Regions from separate parts of the Mus musculus genome. Here region 1 is linked to region 2. A link is a loop called in an ENCODE intact Hi-C map of the cell type or tissue named here. Cell type or tissue: left cerebral cortex. All regions are shown on one strand.

Evidence for each region. A loop is a pair of places that touch in the nucleus more often than their neighbours do. Peaks named below come from ENCODE experiments on the same cell type or tissue, not always from the same donor. Only the 100,000 strongest peaks of a DNase experiment are listed, where the experiment ranks them.
Region 1: a loop joins it to region 2, with 3 times the contacts of the local background. A loop is called at or near these places in 2 of 42 quality-filtered maps.

What each region holds. Positions count from the first base shown.
Region 1 is chr2:150,662,122-150,670,121 of GRCm38, reverse strand. Acss1 (acyl-CoA synthetase short-chain family member 1) reads left to right here and starts at 1,882. Exons shown (of 14, transcript NM_080575.2): 1 at 1,882-2,237. The coding sequence starts at 1,925. E130215H24Rik (RIKEN cDNA E130215H24 gene) reads right to left here and starts at 2,628. Exons shown (of 2, transcript NR_040331.1): 1 at 2,165-2,628; 2 at 1,190-1,661. In left cerebral cortex, a CTCF peak has its summit at 3,447; DNase peaks (open chromatin) are centred at 2,878, 6,136, 6,598, 7,911 and 3 more places; H3K4me3 peaks cover 1,964 bases; H3K27ac peaks cover 4,591 bases.
Region 2 is chr2:148,874,561-148,882,560 of GRCm38, reverse strand. It overlaps Cst3 (cystatin C), which reads left to right and starts at 7,049. Exons shown (of 3, transcript NM_009976.4): 1 at 7,049-7,408. The coding sequence starts at 7,184. In left cerebral cortex, a CTCF peak has its summit at 7,022 (motif pointing right); DNase peaks (open chromatin) are centred at 3,225, 4,995, 7,028 and 7,785; H3K4me3 peaks cover 1,464 bases; H3K27ac peaks cover 5,299 bases.

The sequences.
Region 1 (8,000 bases), 1.8 Mb before region 2:
AGTAATAAAGTTAAGATTATCTGAGACTTCTTCCAACCTCGCAAATCACTAGAAAGGCCTTTTGTGCTGAGGGTGAGGCTCCATACCTGGTATAGAGCAGCCAAGGTGGATGCACATCTGTCCAGAGCTGTTCCTGGTTGTGGGCTGGTGCAACTCAGTCTCTCTGTGGGTTCTTTGCCCCCAGAAGGCAGGACCAACTCCCTCACACCATGGCAGCTGGGAACCAACCAACCAAAAAAAAAAGAAGCAGCACACAGGGTTTCCTCAACACAGCCTTGGCATCTAGCCAGCCTGTCAAAGTATCACTTCTGCCATGTCCTCTGGAGTAAAGCTAGGAGGTCAGCTAGCCTGGATCTTCATCCTTTTAGAGGGTTATGCATGCTGACAGTAGAACTCAGGGCCTGTGCATGCTAGGCAGGTGTTTTGTCTCTGAGCCACACCCCCAACTCAGCTTCCACACCTCCAGCTCAGTCTCCTGGTCTTGGTGGAGCAGGAAATGCCGAGTACACACTGGAGGAGGAAGTGTTGGTGGGTATCTCTCAGACCACCTGGCAGAGTCTGCCCTTTCTCTTACCTATAGCTTTATGTGTTCAACTAAAATGTGCTCTTTTATAAGTCTCTTTTTATTAGCTTGAGTGCTTCCTTATTTATTCGAGCACTATGTAACCTTCTGTGTTCCATTGTTTTGTTTCTGGCCCTAGCCTAGCTTTTGGTTTGATTTGGTTTCTTAAGGTGGAGACTAGCAATGTTGTTCAGGCTACTCTCAAACTCATGGTCTCCAGGGTGTGATCTTTTTGCCTTGGACTCGTGAATAGCTGGGACCCCAGATGTGCACCACTGTGCCCACTTGCCTAACTTTTGAATTAAGGACAAGTGCTTGGCTGAGGGCAGGACATATGCCTGTGCTAGTTGTTGGCACCGCCTTCCTCCTCAGCAGCTTGCCCACAGTATCCCCTCCAAGGAAACTACCTATCTACAGCTGTCATTGCCAACAGGAAAAAGTCTTTGCCAGCCCGAAGAACTCCACAAACCAGTTTTCCAAAGTCTCCGACCTCTAGTGTTTATTTTTTTTATTATTTATTCACTTCTTAAGTATTTGGTAGAGACACATTTCTTTTTACTCTTGATTATTCAGTAACAAAAACTTGAACTTCATGACGGAGCTGATGGTCAACGAGGCCCAATGTGATATGGACATTGATTTATTCTTTCCCATAGCTTCCCACCACCTGGAATCAGCAAAGGGTCCCAAGGAAGTGGTACCTGCCCTGGCAGAGGTCAGCAGCTGGTAACCAAAATATTGTTACTGGACTCAGGCCTTCATAGCACCTCCTTTCCTGTTTGAAGGCCCCCAGGGTTGCTCATCAGCCCTTTAGCCCGCTGCGGGTGATTTATGTGTGTGTGGCATGGTTGTACAGGCCCACACCATTGGGAGAGGGCTTTACTCTCAGAAGGTCTCCTAAGGAGGAAAGCTTTGACTTCAATCTATGGTATGCTGAACCAACTGACGGTTCATCCACACCATCTGTGAGCTGCTTCGCTCTTATGACCACTTAGACGCGTTCCCAATCTTATCTCAGAGCGCTGCCTGTGTCCCAGGTCCGGAGGCTGGGCCAACCGTGTACTTGCAGCTTCTGTCGCCAGCCAGAAAGTTATTTGGTCTGTAAAAAGAGATCGCAGAAACCCAGGAAACTGAAGCCGAGAGCGCGGGCTAGCCCCGGACTGGGCGCACAACAAAACCTAGTTCTACCCACCTCCCGGAGTCCCTGTCCAGGAGGGAAGAGGTGGGAAGGGGCAGGCTCAAGGAAGCTGCTTCTCCGGGAGAGAAGTAGTGGGTGGTGGCCGCGGGGGCGGAGCCGGGGCGGGGCCGTGGAGACTCTTAGGGGCGCTCAGGCTACCGCACCCGCGTGGGGCGTCGGGCGAGATGGCGGCGCGCAGCCTCGGCAGCGGTGTGGGGCGACTGCTGCGTGGCCTGCAAGGGCGCTCTGGACAATCGGGGTGGTCACTGAGCGTGTCCCGCTCGACCGCCACCCGACTCCCGGGCTGCGTTCCTGCAGCAGCGCAACCAGGCTCGTACCCCGCGTTGAGCGCTCAGGCAGCCCAGGAGCCGGCCGCCTTCTGGGGGCCGCTGGCCCGTGACACACTAGTTTGGGACACTCCTTACCATACTGTCTGGGACTGTGACTTCAGGACGGGCAAGATCGGCTGGTTCCTGGGAGGCCAGTTGAATGTGTCTGGTGAGTGCCTTGCTGGGTCCAGCTCATTTTCGCCGAGACTCGGGAGGCTCCAGTCAGTAGCAGCTGCCCCCAGGCCTTGGCTCTTTTCTCCAGAATGCTTCACCACCCACCCTAATCCTTGGGTCACGTCACTTTGTTCTGTATTCCACCGGATCTAGAGACTGCAGCTGGCGAAGCAGCAGTTACCCTCCCAAGTCTGCAGCGCTGTCTCTAGCGGGAAACTGGGGATACCCGGTTTAACCTCAGAGTGTTCTACCCTAACACAGATTCTAGGGGGCTTTGTCTTCAGACACAAAGCTTAGGACCCCAGATAGGCCTAGATGGAGAGAGCCCATGCTCCAAGAGTCCAGGCTTTTCTGACTCAGGGCCCCCAGATCAGCAGGGTAAACGCAAAGTACATAGGTTGCTATCGGCAACTGCAGGTGCTAGGGCTCGAGGCTCCCCTGAGGACAAACCTTGCAGTGTAAACAGAGCTTGGTGGGTGCAGGAAGAAGAAAGTGTCAGCCCCTGGGAGGGAACTGCTTATCTCCTCCGGTTGGGGTATGTGGGCAGGAAGTTCTCGGTCTAAGAACTGCACCCCAAAAACAAACGTCTACAGTGTCAAAGGCAGGTGTAACTTCAGCTCTCCGGAGTCTGAGTCAAGAGGAGCTGAACTCAAAGCCAGCTTGGACTATGTACCAGCCTCCCCCTTGATCTCTAAACGAGACACATCAGTCACTCTAGCTGTCAGTTTTCTGATGAGCCCGGATTCTGCTGAGGGTGGAGGCAGGGAAACACACGGAGGAGCCGAGAACTGAAGGAGGGGTTGGACTGAGAGGGGCTGGACAGACAGGCTGTGTCTCTGGTGCACAGCAGAGGGTTGGGAACTTTTGCATTCCTGTGGGATGGGAGCGAGGGTTGGATGGGTCAGAGATGCGTAAGGGACGAACTGAAGGTCTTTAAGACGAGGTGGCAGGTGATGCTTTGTTTAAGGACCAAAGTTAGAGGTGGAATCTGGTGTCTGCAGTTTCACTACCTCTTCAGCTTTGGTGCGTCTCAATCGCCCCATTTGTAAAATGAGAAAGCAATACTCACCTCTTATGCTGTCTGTACCGCAGTGCTGGGGGTGGGGATACAGTAACCTGTCCAGGCTTACTGGTGATCAATAAGCTGTAGCAGTTCTGATTTAATATATTCAGAAATTATAGGGTCTGTTTTTATTTATTTATTTATTTATTTATTTATTTATTTATTTATTTATTATATGTAAGTACACTGTAGCTGTCTTCAGATACTCCAGAAGAGGGCATCAGATTTCATTACGGATGGTTGTGAGCCACCATGTGGTTGCTGGGATTTGAACTCGGGAACTTCGAAAGAGCAGTCAGCGCTCTTAACCACTGAGCCATCTTGCCAGCCCCCTGTTCTTTTTTTAAAGCACAAAACTTTAAAGAAACTTTGGACAAGTCATTTTTCCCCCGTATATTATATCACTTGACAAGTTTAATCTAAATGAGTCTTTTACTAGATAAGTGTTGCCTTTAGACTTGAGTCAGCAAATTCTTCAACTTGGGTTAAGAAGTTCTTGCGTTTGCAGAAAGTGTCCTTCAAGTGAGTATAGCAGTTTGCAGAAGGAAGGGGGCAGAAAGTGTGCGGCTTCTTTGGAAACCTCTCCTCCCTTAAGAGGTCAAGGCCGCTGGGACGACCAAGCTTGTAGCTGATAAGAAGTGGTATCAGCCTTATGGTGAGGCTTGGGTGTGGTCTTCTAGGAATTCTCTGGCCTCTATTCTTCTACTATTAGAGCTGTGTGAGCCAGACAGAGTTTGAACTTCGCCAAACTGACATGCAAGAAAGCAGCTTCTCCAAATGTCTGGCTTCCTATCTGTCAGCAGCATCTTTGCCCTTTGCCCGTTTCTGCAACCTCCAGGGGTTACAGTGTGAACAGGGAACAGACCGACTGCAGCTGCTCTGGGAGCCACTTAGAGAGTTGTTAAGTCATTGGGCTGTTTAGGCCTGATCTGTTTATGTGTGATAATGACAACTTGTTCCAAAAATTTGAGTGGCACTATTATCCTTCCAGTGATCTTCAGGCTAATGCTTTTCAAAGGTCCAGACCAATGCTGCTGGACCAGGAAGCTTTTAGAGATGCAAATTCGGGGGCCCACTCTAGACTCTTAGGTTTAGAAACCCCGTGGCTGGGTGTCTTCCAGCTGTGATTGACAGGCCCTGCAGGTGCTTGGCACAGCACACACAGCACAGTTTGGTGGTTTCAGCTGGGTCTTTTGGGCTACACTGAGGTCTTAATTCTTACTTCATTGCATTTCACATGTTTCCTTATATTTGACCTAAAGAGAGCAGTGTGTCCTGGAATATTATTGTAGTTACCATTGTTCCATACTCTAATTTAGCTGTACTGCTGGATAATGACCCTTTTATTATCCTGAGGTCTTAGGTCAGGACTCTCAGGGCCCACGGGGGTCTACTCTCTCCCCTTCCCTGATATCTCACCTCCTGGTTTGAGGCCTGAGTGGTGGGTGCTATGCTTAGAATATGGTTCATCCCCTAAGCTCCTCAGTAAAGTCCCCTTGTCAGCTATTATGAGGGAGGTAGCTAGGATTGGGAGAGGTTATCCGGGCTGAGATAAAAGGTTCTGATCTTGGTGTTTTATAAGAGGGAGTGGCCAGAAGAGATAATGGATGTCTCATTCCACGTGATGCTCTGCCTCATTTTAGGGCACACTCATCAAAGACAGCATTACCAGACACAAGCCTTTGAACTTCTAGATGCATGAGCTAAATAACTGTTTGTAAAAATAGCCATCCTCTGTTATTTCATCAAGGTTCCTGAGAATGGATTGTACAGTTGTGATAAGTGAAATTTCAGGCTGGGCTCAACTGAAACATGTCCTGCAAACCACACAAAGCATCTCATGGTATAATGGCTAGGTTCATGGAAGGTTCTGTGTCCTGAGGGTCAAGAGACTCAGGTAGGAATGAAGGCTCCTGCTGAGCAGGCTGTCTGGGGTGGGGAGGGTACTTGGTTGCCGTTGTTGCCCCATCAGATGATGTTCTCAGCACACGCAGCCGGGGCTCTTGCTAGGATTAGGTGAGATTAAAGCTCTTGACACTGTTCTTAGCACAGTGCAGCCCTAACCACTCATCGCTGTTAATTATTAATGAAGCATTTGGGGAAGCAGTGACCTTGGTTTGTCCTTCAGGAGGCTGCTGAGTATTGTGCCCATCTGAAACAGACCCTGTTGCAGGATATTTGATCACACTGTGAACCCTGAGATTGTGTTATTTACTGAAAAATACCTGTTTCTAGTCCGGGTGTGGCCTAGCCTTTAGCACACACCTTTAATCCCTCTGGCTGGAATATACACTCTTAATCCCAAACAATGAAGGTAAAGTTAGTTTGTAGAAGGAAGCACCTATGTTTGAAAGTGACATTTAATTGAGTGGCAGACAAAGTGACCAACTGGAGAAAAATTTGACATGATAGGATCTGTCCAATTCTCATGAGAAGAGAGAAGAAGGGGAAGCTACTTAAGAGAGCAGTGCAGAGAGAGAGAGGGTGGAGAGGGAGGGAGGCAGTTTTACCAGGACACTTGTACAGGGACAGGTTGCAGAGAGATAACAAGCTAGACATAGGTGAAGACAGAACAAGCCAGAGAATGAGGAGGAGCCAGAAGAGTCAAACAACTTGCTAAAGTCAGTATGAGGCCAAAGAGAGCAATTCAGTTAGAAACTAAGAGAAGCCAGATTGAATCGGTCATCTTGGAGACAAGTTTGAGCTAGAACAGCTGAGTTGACCAGCCAGCTAGAGTTCAGAAAGAGCTAGAAAGCGTGAGCTTGTTTAGCAGTAAGTCTCAGATCTACTTTGTAGATCAAGCTGTTCTGGAATGCAAAGAGATTCATCTGCCTCTGCCTTCACCTCCTAGTACTGGGATTAAAGGCATATTGCCACTATGCCTGGCTGGAATAAACTAATTTTAACTTTAACTATCCATTGAGAGTCTTCTTGGGTGTTTTTGTTTGGTTGTTTTTTGTTTTTCTGTTTTTTTGTTTTTTCTTTTGGGAATGGAGCCCAGAGTCTCACAGAGGCTAGGCTGGTACTCTGCCACTGAATGCCACTAAGGCCTCTAGATACTTTAGGAACACCGCACAAACAGAAGTCACGTTGCTGATGCTTTCCTCGATGGCTGAGATGATGGCAGATAAAGCTGGTCGAACCTTTTAAGGAACTCCAAATGAAAACGCAGCTCCAGTTTCATGAGGCAGAGCTTCTGGAAGAATCTGAATTCTTCTCCGTCGTCAGAAGCGTGACTTGCTTTAAATAGCAGCTGCTTCTGGAAAGTTGGCAAATATAGCTTTTGGAAGGAAAGTTCTCACAATGTGCCAGGGAAATTCGCTATTTAAAGAAAGCCATTGTGAATCCTCGTGTACTTATTAATCCCAGTTCCTTTTCATGACGCTTGAAGCTTTGTGTGCTGGATTCACTTACATCTGAGCTGGGTGTGGGTGTGTGTGTATTTAAACAACCAATCAGAGCTTTTTGGAGCAGGGGTGTGGTTTCGTAGTTGTACAGTTAGTTAGCCTGTAGGAAACTCTACATTCCGTTCCTTGTGCTATAAGGTTGGGGGTGGGAGTTTGAAAATTCCTACATTATTGTGTGCCACATCTTTGTAATAGAAGTAATAACACTTGTAATTTGTGTGTGTGTGTGTGTTGTTAATAAAACTAAATCTCTGATCCACTAACAAGCATTAATGGAACTGCTCATAAGACTGTGTTAGGATCTGGGCTGGGCTGCTGTGTGCTACAGTTACCGAGAAGGAGCCCCATGGCTGAGCAGATACCCTGTTTTTAAGGGCCATATCTCACTCTTAATGATGCAAACATGGAATGGTCCTGTTGTATAGATGGAGACACAAAGGCCCAACCTCAGAAACAGTGGAAGATGCCCACTGTCATAGCACCCGAGCGACACAAAGAGATAGATGATAAATCTGCTGTTGGAAGAACTACTATGATGTGCTCTGACACGGTCAGTTGGACAACACTTAGTCTCATAAAAGATATCAAGTATCGAAAGCTGCCTTTTGTAGCCAGAGAAGGGCTGAGAACTCACAGTAGAGATCAGAAAACGAATTGGCTGTTTCAGCCACATCCCTTGAAAGGTAGGAACAGGAAGACAGGACCATGTGAAAACAATGGACAGCTAACTCACCAAGGCTGTGTGTCTCCTTTTCCGAATAAGCACATAGGCGGGAGAACTTCATCACAAGGCACACTGAAAGTTTGGTTTCAACTTTTGTGCCTCTGATCTTGATTTCTCCAAAGGTCCGATGAACAGCCGTGTTTCAGCTTGGCGATATGAACTTTAGCATGAACAATTCCGTTTTGATTTTTAGTCTGGCCTGTGCTAGAGCTTAGACCAAAACAATGGTCTCCTGTTAATTTTGCTTTGACAGAGTGAAAAAGTGCATCTGTACTGGGGTGATGTGCTCAAGGTACCCACATGGCAGGTGAAGAAGGTCTGTGGCTCTCCACCAGTCCCCAGGAGAAAGGACTCTGGGCACAGTAAGGAAGTGTTACATGGAGTAGGCCAACTGAGAAGTGGGAGGACAGAGGCTCACTGTGTACAGGGGACTTAGAAGGCTTAAAGTAGGAGGTGGGGTTTGAGCTCTGCCTTCAGTTGTGCTGGGCCCCGGCCCAATTCCTCTTGAAAATGCTGGAAGGTGGAAAGTTCTTGTCTCACGGCCCATTCTTTGGATTGAGTTGC
Region 2 (8,000 bases):
TATGCATGCAAATGAGTGGAGCTAGAACAAATCATCCTGAGTGAGTTAACCTAAGCCCAGAAAGACAAAGGATGTACTCATTCATAAGTTGATATTAGCTGCCTAGTAAAAGATGATCATGCTACAATCCACAGACCCAGAGAGGCTAAGCAACAAGGGTGGCTTAAGGGAGCAATCAACGATCTCCCCAGAAAGGTGAAATGGAATATATTTCGCAGGTAGACAGGAGAAGTTTGAGACTGGGAACAGTAGGCATCAGCAGAAAGGAAGAGAGGGAGAAAATACTGGGAGAAATGACTGAAATTGGAGGCATTTCAGGGGCGAGGTGGAAACCTAGTGCACTAGAAACTCCATGGAATCTATGAGAATAGCCCTAGCAAAGACTCCTGGGAATGGGGGACATGGGGCCTGAATTGACCATCAACAAGAAGGCCTCAAGTAGAGGGATCGGGACATCAACCCAGCCACAACACTTGCAAACCGGGCTGGAGAGATGACTTAGCAGTTAAAAGCACTGATTGCTCTTCCAGACATCCTGAGTTCAATTTCCAGCCACTACATGGTAGCTCACAACCATCTGTAATGGGATCTAATACTCTCTTCTGATGTGTGCAAAGACAGCTACAGTGTACTCGCATATATAAAACAAATAAATAAATTAAAACAAAACAAAACAACAAGAAAAATAAACCTTTCCACCTACAGTTTGCCCTGCCTTCAGAGTGTGCTAGGATAGGAGCCTAGCAGAAACCTCATCAAAGAGACCAGAGAGACTTCATCCAGCACGTAATGAGGGCAGATGGAGAGATCCACAGTTAAACATTAGGAGAAGCTCGGGGAGTCCTGCTGAGGAGGGAGATGTAGTATTACTGAAACCCAAGGGATTTGGGACCCACCAGGAAAACAAGACCCACAGAATCAACTGATTCATGGGAACTTGCAAGATTAGGAAATCTGAAGGTGTCTAATCTAAGTTTTCTACATATATGTTATAGTTTAGTAGCTTTGTGTTCTTATAGAAATCCTAACAGTGGGAGCAGGGACTGTCCCTGACTCTTGCATAATTGTGGGACCCTTCCCCTCCTATTGGGCTGCCTTATCCAATCATGATATGATGGTATGTGCCTGGTCTTATTGTAGCTTGCTATGCTGTATTTGTTTGATGTCCCTGGGAGGTCTGCTCTTTTCTGAGGTGGGAGTGGAAGATATCTGGGGGGAAAAGACTGAAGGGGTAGTGAGCAGAGGGAGGGGATACCATGATTAGGATGTGATGTATGATAAACGAATAAAATAAATACTATTAAAAATATAACCTCCACGTGATCTCAGTGTGGTTAAAACACATGTGTACTCACAGACAAATGTGTGCACATGAAGGCACATGAGCACACATACCCACATACAAATTCACATGCATGTTTGTAACTTACCTCCTGTATGTTTTTATTTTTTATTTGTTTTTATAATGAAAATGCTTTAATTTTTTTTAAAAATGTATTTTTATTTTCAAATGTGGGGGAGGAGTTGGGAAAACTGCTCAATGTTGGATTAAATGAAGTTTTACTCCAGTTTTAGTGTTTCTAGATTTAATTTGTATCATGATTTTAAAAATGGGGGGTTGGGGAGAGGAGAGGAAATTATTCCAAGTGAAATGGAAACAAGAAAAAGAGAGAGCAGTGAAGACAGCCAAGAGACATGATCAGCTATGCCCAGACTTTTCAGGAACCCAAGGATAGAACATCCCAAGAGTCTTTGCAAAAGGAAACTCATGATGGTAATCAAATATAAAGACATGTGTAGCTCATCAACATGGCACTTCTAAAAACATCACAATGAAGTGAAAAGGGCCAGACCTGAATGCCAATATACTATACAATTCCAGTGATGAAAACATGAGGCAAAATAAACTATGACAGAGATGGAATCAGTTGTTGGGATGGCTGGTGAATATCCGAACTGGCTGGAGGGGTAGGGAAGGGCCTCTCTGCATCCCATGGGAGTTGGGTGGCACCAGGGTACAGTACACCTCTGCAAGATTTGGTACAAGTGCACTTAAGATCTGCACATTTTGAGACAGGTTTACAACAAATGAAAACACTGCAAACAAATACCCAGCTGTAGTTAGGGACAAGTAGACTCAAGTGATTAGGAGTAGGATATATTGGTGTCTGCAACTGCAAAGTGTATCCAGTGAAAAATGCATTTCACAATAGGAAGAGAATGATAGGTGGACAGACAAGCCGAAAAGTTAATTCAGTCTAATATGAATGAATGACAGACTGATGGATATAGATGTTTAGATTTCTTATGACCTTGTTGTAGTTTTAAACTATTTCATAATAAAATGAAGGAAAATGCCCCCAGATACTAGCTTCCACAGCAGCCTGCTCTTTCCTCCCTCCTTCCCATCTGCCCTCTGCCTTCCCCTAGTCTCCAAGTAGGAATATTTCCACCGTGAGTTCCATAAGACTAGAGTGATAGAGCAAATAGCTTCGTTTAAACTTCAGAAGGACTTCATTTCTGGCTTTAGCAAAGGAGACGAGATCAAAGGAAGTAGGAGAGAGTAGCACCTTAACTCTAAACTCAGTAATAAAAGCAGAGAATTACAGGCAAGGAGCTGAATAGAAGGGGTTAAGGGATGGAAAAATTGGGAAGACATTCATTAGTAGAGCTTTCCAGATAATGGGACTAAGATTTTTAATAAAAACAGTATAGGGACATTGAAAGAGGATGAAAAACTACATACTGATGGTCAGATATGAAGAGTGAAGTCTCTATGAACTCACTTAGCAGGACTCTCTGCTGAGCCTGAACACTCCCGGTCTAGTACTGTCAAAACAGGAGGTCACAGCCTGATAGAGAAGGCCATAGCAAAGAAAGGTCTTCCACACGGGATCCAGCTACCTAGTTAAGGTAAAGGAGGCAAGGGCACTTGAAGGAGAACAACAGTGCCCTGGTAACATCAGACCTCTAGCCCCAAAATTCAGGAATCCACTGAGCATGTCTGAGATAGGGCAGGAGTTATTTTCTCTGACACCCTGTTAAAGGGGCCAAGTTTCAGTTGCACAGCACTGAGAGGCAGACCGTCAGCCTGTCTCATGGGTTAGACAGAACTTCTGACCACCTGGGGATCAATCCTGAAAGGAATTGTCACCTCAAGCCAGCCATCCTGTTTTCCTCTTGGTGGGAGCTTGTAAGCTGAAGCCCAGAAAAATGGGTGGAGCATCCTGCTGCTCCAGCCAGCTGCCTGTGTCCTCAGAAGTCCTTTCCCTATGCCTCTCCACTAGGCTGTAGTAAATCCATCCCTGCCTCTACTCTTGTAAATAGTCTGAGAATAAGAAGCAACCTGAACTCAAGACTAGCAGAATAGACAGTATCTACCTTCCTGTGAGTTGTAAAACAGTCAGATAGAAAACACTAGACACTGCTCGCCCACATCTCTCTACATGGAATACATCACAGTTTCCAGTGATAAGGGATCAACCCCACCCCAGCCCTAACACTGCAATGAAGCTCGAGCACAAAACCTGGAAGCACCCATCACACCATGAATTGGTAATAGGAAAAGGAGAGAAGGGGGAGAATACAGAAGTGGGTGCACAGGGGACTTCAGAGCCCAACCTCTAAGAGCCTCAGGCACTCTATAAGGGAAGCTTCAGGTTCTCCTATTATAAGAGGAGCCCTGTGGCTCAGCTCTTGGCTTCCTGCTTTTCTCAGAATGTCTGGAATGTCAGTCGTTTATCTGGAAACTGCAGGCCCCAGGACACAAACTATTCTTTCATGCTGAGCTGTGACCACTGAAGCCTGCCATCTCTTTGCCACTTCTAGCCCTGCCTCCAAGTGAGCTAGATGAAGAATAAGCAGACTTTTTAACCCAAGAGTTGTCTCACTTTCCACCTCTTACTGCACCTAACTGGAAGCTGTCCTTACAGTTCCTGAAAGTACACTTCTGTAGTGTCTGACCCTTGGGGATCAGAGGTACCACTCACAGGTCACCTACTCTCTCAAATAATTCTGAGCCAACCGTATAATAGAGATATGGCAGGCAGTATGGTCACAGAGGTCAACATGCATATCACTTCTCTCCAACATGCTCCCATCCACATTAGTCCACCTTGGACCTTCTTTCTAGTGAGAAATGATGGGATAAGGAGGGTTCTCCCTGGTTCAACTCACTCTCTGTAAAACAATGGTCCTGAGATTAGAGCCCCAGAAAAATCCAATGTCTACCCAGCATTCTGCTCAGAGAGACCTGGCCAGATGCAGCCCTCTTTCCTATCTGTCTGTCAGTCTGCCTCCCCTTTTCTATTTATCTAGGAAAATATCACATACAGGTGTTTAACGATTTCCACTTTACAAATGACAATTGCTTTTCTTGCCGCAGGTGCTTTATCTTGTAGGGCAGCATAAACATTATTACTCTGGTACTCATAGTGGGGTTAGGTTATAGCAATGCCTCAGGGTCCCCTATTCTAATCCTTAACATAAATACTCATTAGTGACATTGTTAGTATCTGTTAGATTCCTGCTGATAGGGTCTAATCCAGAGCTCAGACCCAAGGTCAGAGCAGAGATGTCACTAAGTTACCAGTACCTACCACCCCCAATATAATCCTTCTTTGTATCCTTTGAGAGCCCAGGACCTTCCAGTGTTCCTCTCAAAACCAGATACCTTCACTACCAGCTCATTTGTCACAGGGGCATTTTCAAGTACAGAACATAAGAGAGTGAGGTTGAAAGAAGAAATAAAGTCAGCTATCTGCATAGAACTCAACTCAATCCTGTCTACTCCCAGTGGTGCATAGTGAGCATGGGCTTGCTTGATCCTGAGCTGGAGGGTGTGTCTGCCTACACAGTATCCACTTGAACATATATTCTACCTGAAGAGAAAGGGAACTAAGAATCTGGTTAAGGAAACAGTGCAAAGGAACCTCATGGTGCTTCTGCCCCAGAGGGCCAGACACTGCTCTCACTACATGTTTACAGGAAGTCCAAGAATAGACAGAAAAATGAGCCTCCAGGGACAGATGGACTGGCAAGGGTCCAGTGGGCACCAACACGGACCAAAAAGGCACCAGGGAACTTTACAAGGTCAGCCACATGTGCTGAATTTGTGTGCACTCATTGAAATTATTTTATACACATAAAATAAGTCATATGTTAACAATACCTCACTCCTGGTAAGTCAGTGGAAACTATGTAACCTTCCAATCAGAGGGAAATCACAGACCCACAGTGAGGCTCCCTTAGGGGAGCAGCTCGAATAGACCTTGTGCTTGAATGTTCATCCTCAGCTGCCTGCCCTCTCACTAGCTTGTCCCATAGCCCTCAAGCCCCAGCCTTCCTCTAGCATCCACACAGCTGCCAGAGTTAGAGTCCTGGCCCTACCCCTTCCCTGCTTATGTAAACTTACCCCTTGCCAGTGTTCCTTGTTTCTAAACAGAAAAGCCCTGTTGGACCTCATCACCTAAGCAGGGGTCATTCCCTCTGACTGGTGCTATCTCCCTGGTCTAGGTGGAACTCCTCGACTGTTTGAATCCCAAAGGGATCTTTCAACTAATATCTACTGGCACCCATCTCTTGCTCCCCCTATCTCACTTTCTACAGAGCATTATAATCATCTGATCTTAATTATTGATCACCTCCCATACTACCACTAGCACAAACCTTAAACTTTAAAGCTTAAACCTTATGCAGTACTATAGCCACCAGCATCAGCAGTTAGCAGATGTGGAAAGGGGGGTCAGACTGAGTGAACATTGGTCCTAAATGTTACAAATATACACAGACTCTAAAGGATTACTATACACATTAAGGAATATAATCTGTTTCCTTAAGAGTTATTATTATATATTGAAATTACATTTGATAGGTTAAATAAAACGTATTAAAGACTTCAATATTTGGGTTTTGTTATCACTGATTTGTCTGTTTGTTTTTTAACAAGAGGGTCTCACTGTGTAGCCCTGTCTTCTCCTCCTCCTCCTCCTCCTCCTCCTCCTCCTCCTCCTCCTCCTCCTCCTCCTCCACCTCCTCCTCCACCTCCTCCCCCTCCCCCTCTCCCTCTCCCTCTCCCTCTCCCTCTCCCTCTCCCTCTCTCCCTCCCTCTCCCTCTCCCCCTCCCTCTCCCTCTCCCCCTCCCCCTCCTCCTCCTTCTTCTTTTTCTTCTAAGATTTCACTGTGTAGCCCTTGCTGGCCTGGAACCAGAGATGTAGACCAAGCTGGTCTTGAACACAGATCTACCTACTTCTGCCTTCCATGTACTGGAATTAAATACATGCGCCATCATACCCAGCCTCATACCGTAGTTTTTAACCTGTCTACTAGGAAGCATAAAAGACACATGGGTTCATCTTAGATGGATATACTGGGCAGCCTGTTACAATATCCATTCGGGGCTTGGCCTCCTGTGGTATCTCCAGGCCCTAGAGTGGCCTGGTCTAGGAAGAAGCCTAGGATGGTTTCTTTAAGGATAATGAGTAGTTACACAGAATGCTGCACACTTCCCCACTCCCCCAAGATCAATTTATTTTCCTTTGACAAGTATCTTAGGACAGGGCCTTCAGGAAAATGAAATAATAGCCCTGCTCCGAGCATTCCCACATAGTGACCCTGCTCTCCATCAAGTGATCGAGGCTGAACTTTGAAGATGCAGGAAATTAAAGACTCGTTGCCCTTTTCCTTTCTGGAGAAACAGGGTTCAGATGTCACTGGCATTTTAGGGTCCAGAGAGCAATGACCAACTTCTCTGGTGAAACCACACTTCATGAAACAGGGAACTTGGAGTAAAAGGGGAAGCTGTGGAAAAGGGCACAGAAGAGGAACTGGTAAGAACAGAAAGCTAAGAGTGAAGAAGGAAGGGAGAGGCGGGGCAGGGATGGGGGAGGGGAGGCTCAGCAGGGAATGGGAATCTGGCAGCTCTTTAAGAGGTATCTGACCTACAAGGCAAGAACAGACTAGCAGCTGACTGAAGCAGAGGGAGGGCGGGGCCGTTCGGAAGAGGAGGCGGGGCCCGCTAGGGGGCAGACGGAAAAGGGAGGGTGGCCGCCGGAAAAGGAGGAGCCAGGAGAGGCGGGCGGGTCCCTAACGCTCGCATTTGGGTAAAAGTCGCACGGAGTAGCAGCGTCTGTTCTGCACCAACTCAGAGTCTTGTTGGAGCTTTATCCCTTTGTCCTAGCCAACCATGGCCAGCCCGCTGCGCTCCTTGCTGTTCCTGCTGGCCGTCCTGGCCGTGGCCTGGGCGGCGACCCCAAAACAAGGCCCGCGAATGTTGGGAGCCCCGGAGGAGGCAGATGCCAATGAGGAAGGCGTGCGGCGAGCGTTGGACTTCGCTGTGAGCGAGTACAACAAGGGCAGCAACGATGCGTACCACAGCCGCGCCATACAGGTGGTGAGAGCTCGTAAGCAGGTACGTGTCCCTGCTGTCCCCTGCTCTCCCGACGTCTCCAGGCCGCTCCCACCCAGGCACCCCTAGCTAGGGCGCGGTTTGCATCTGCAGTTGTTAATCAACACCTTTGCTTCTTATGGGAGCGGTCCTCTCTCTTCCTTTCTTCTCTGGTCTACTCATTGTGTTAACATTCATCTTTTGTTTATTCTGGAACTCAGAAGAGCCCAGCGGGTGGGCCTCCTAGCTCTGTTTCCAAAAGGCCACCCAGAGAAGGTACTAAGGATGTAGGTCAAACGCTCCCTGGGCGGAGCTCACCTCCCTTAGCCGCCTGGGGTCAATGTCAACTGCTAATGATCTGGCTTCACTTAATCGCGCTACTTGAAACTCATTCTGACAGACGGCAGATTTCACCCCATCCTTCCAGTAAACACTTGGCCATGTTCCAATCTCCTTGCTCTACTCAGGAGCACGTGTACGTGGGTGTGTGTTTATAGTCACTTATTTTTGTGTATACTTTCAGAGTCAACACTTCCGGAAAACAAGGGCATTCTCTACATACCCAAGATTCCATTTGGAAAATTGGGAACCCACGAACACTCAGGTCCTTCACTCA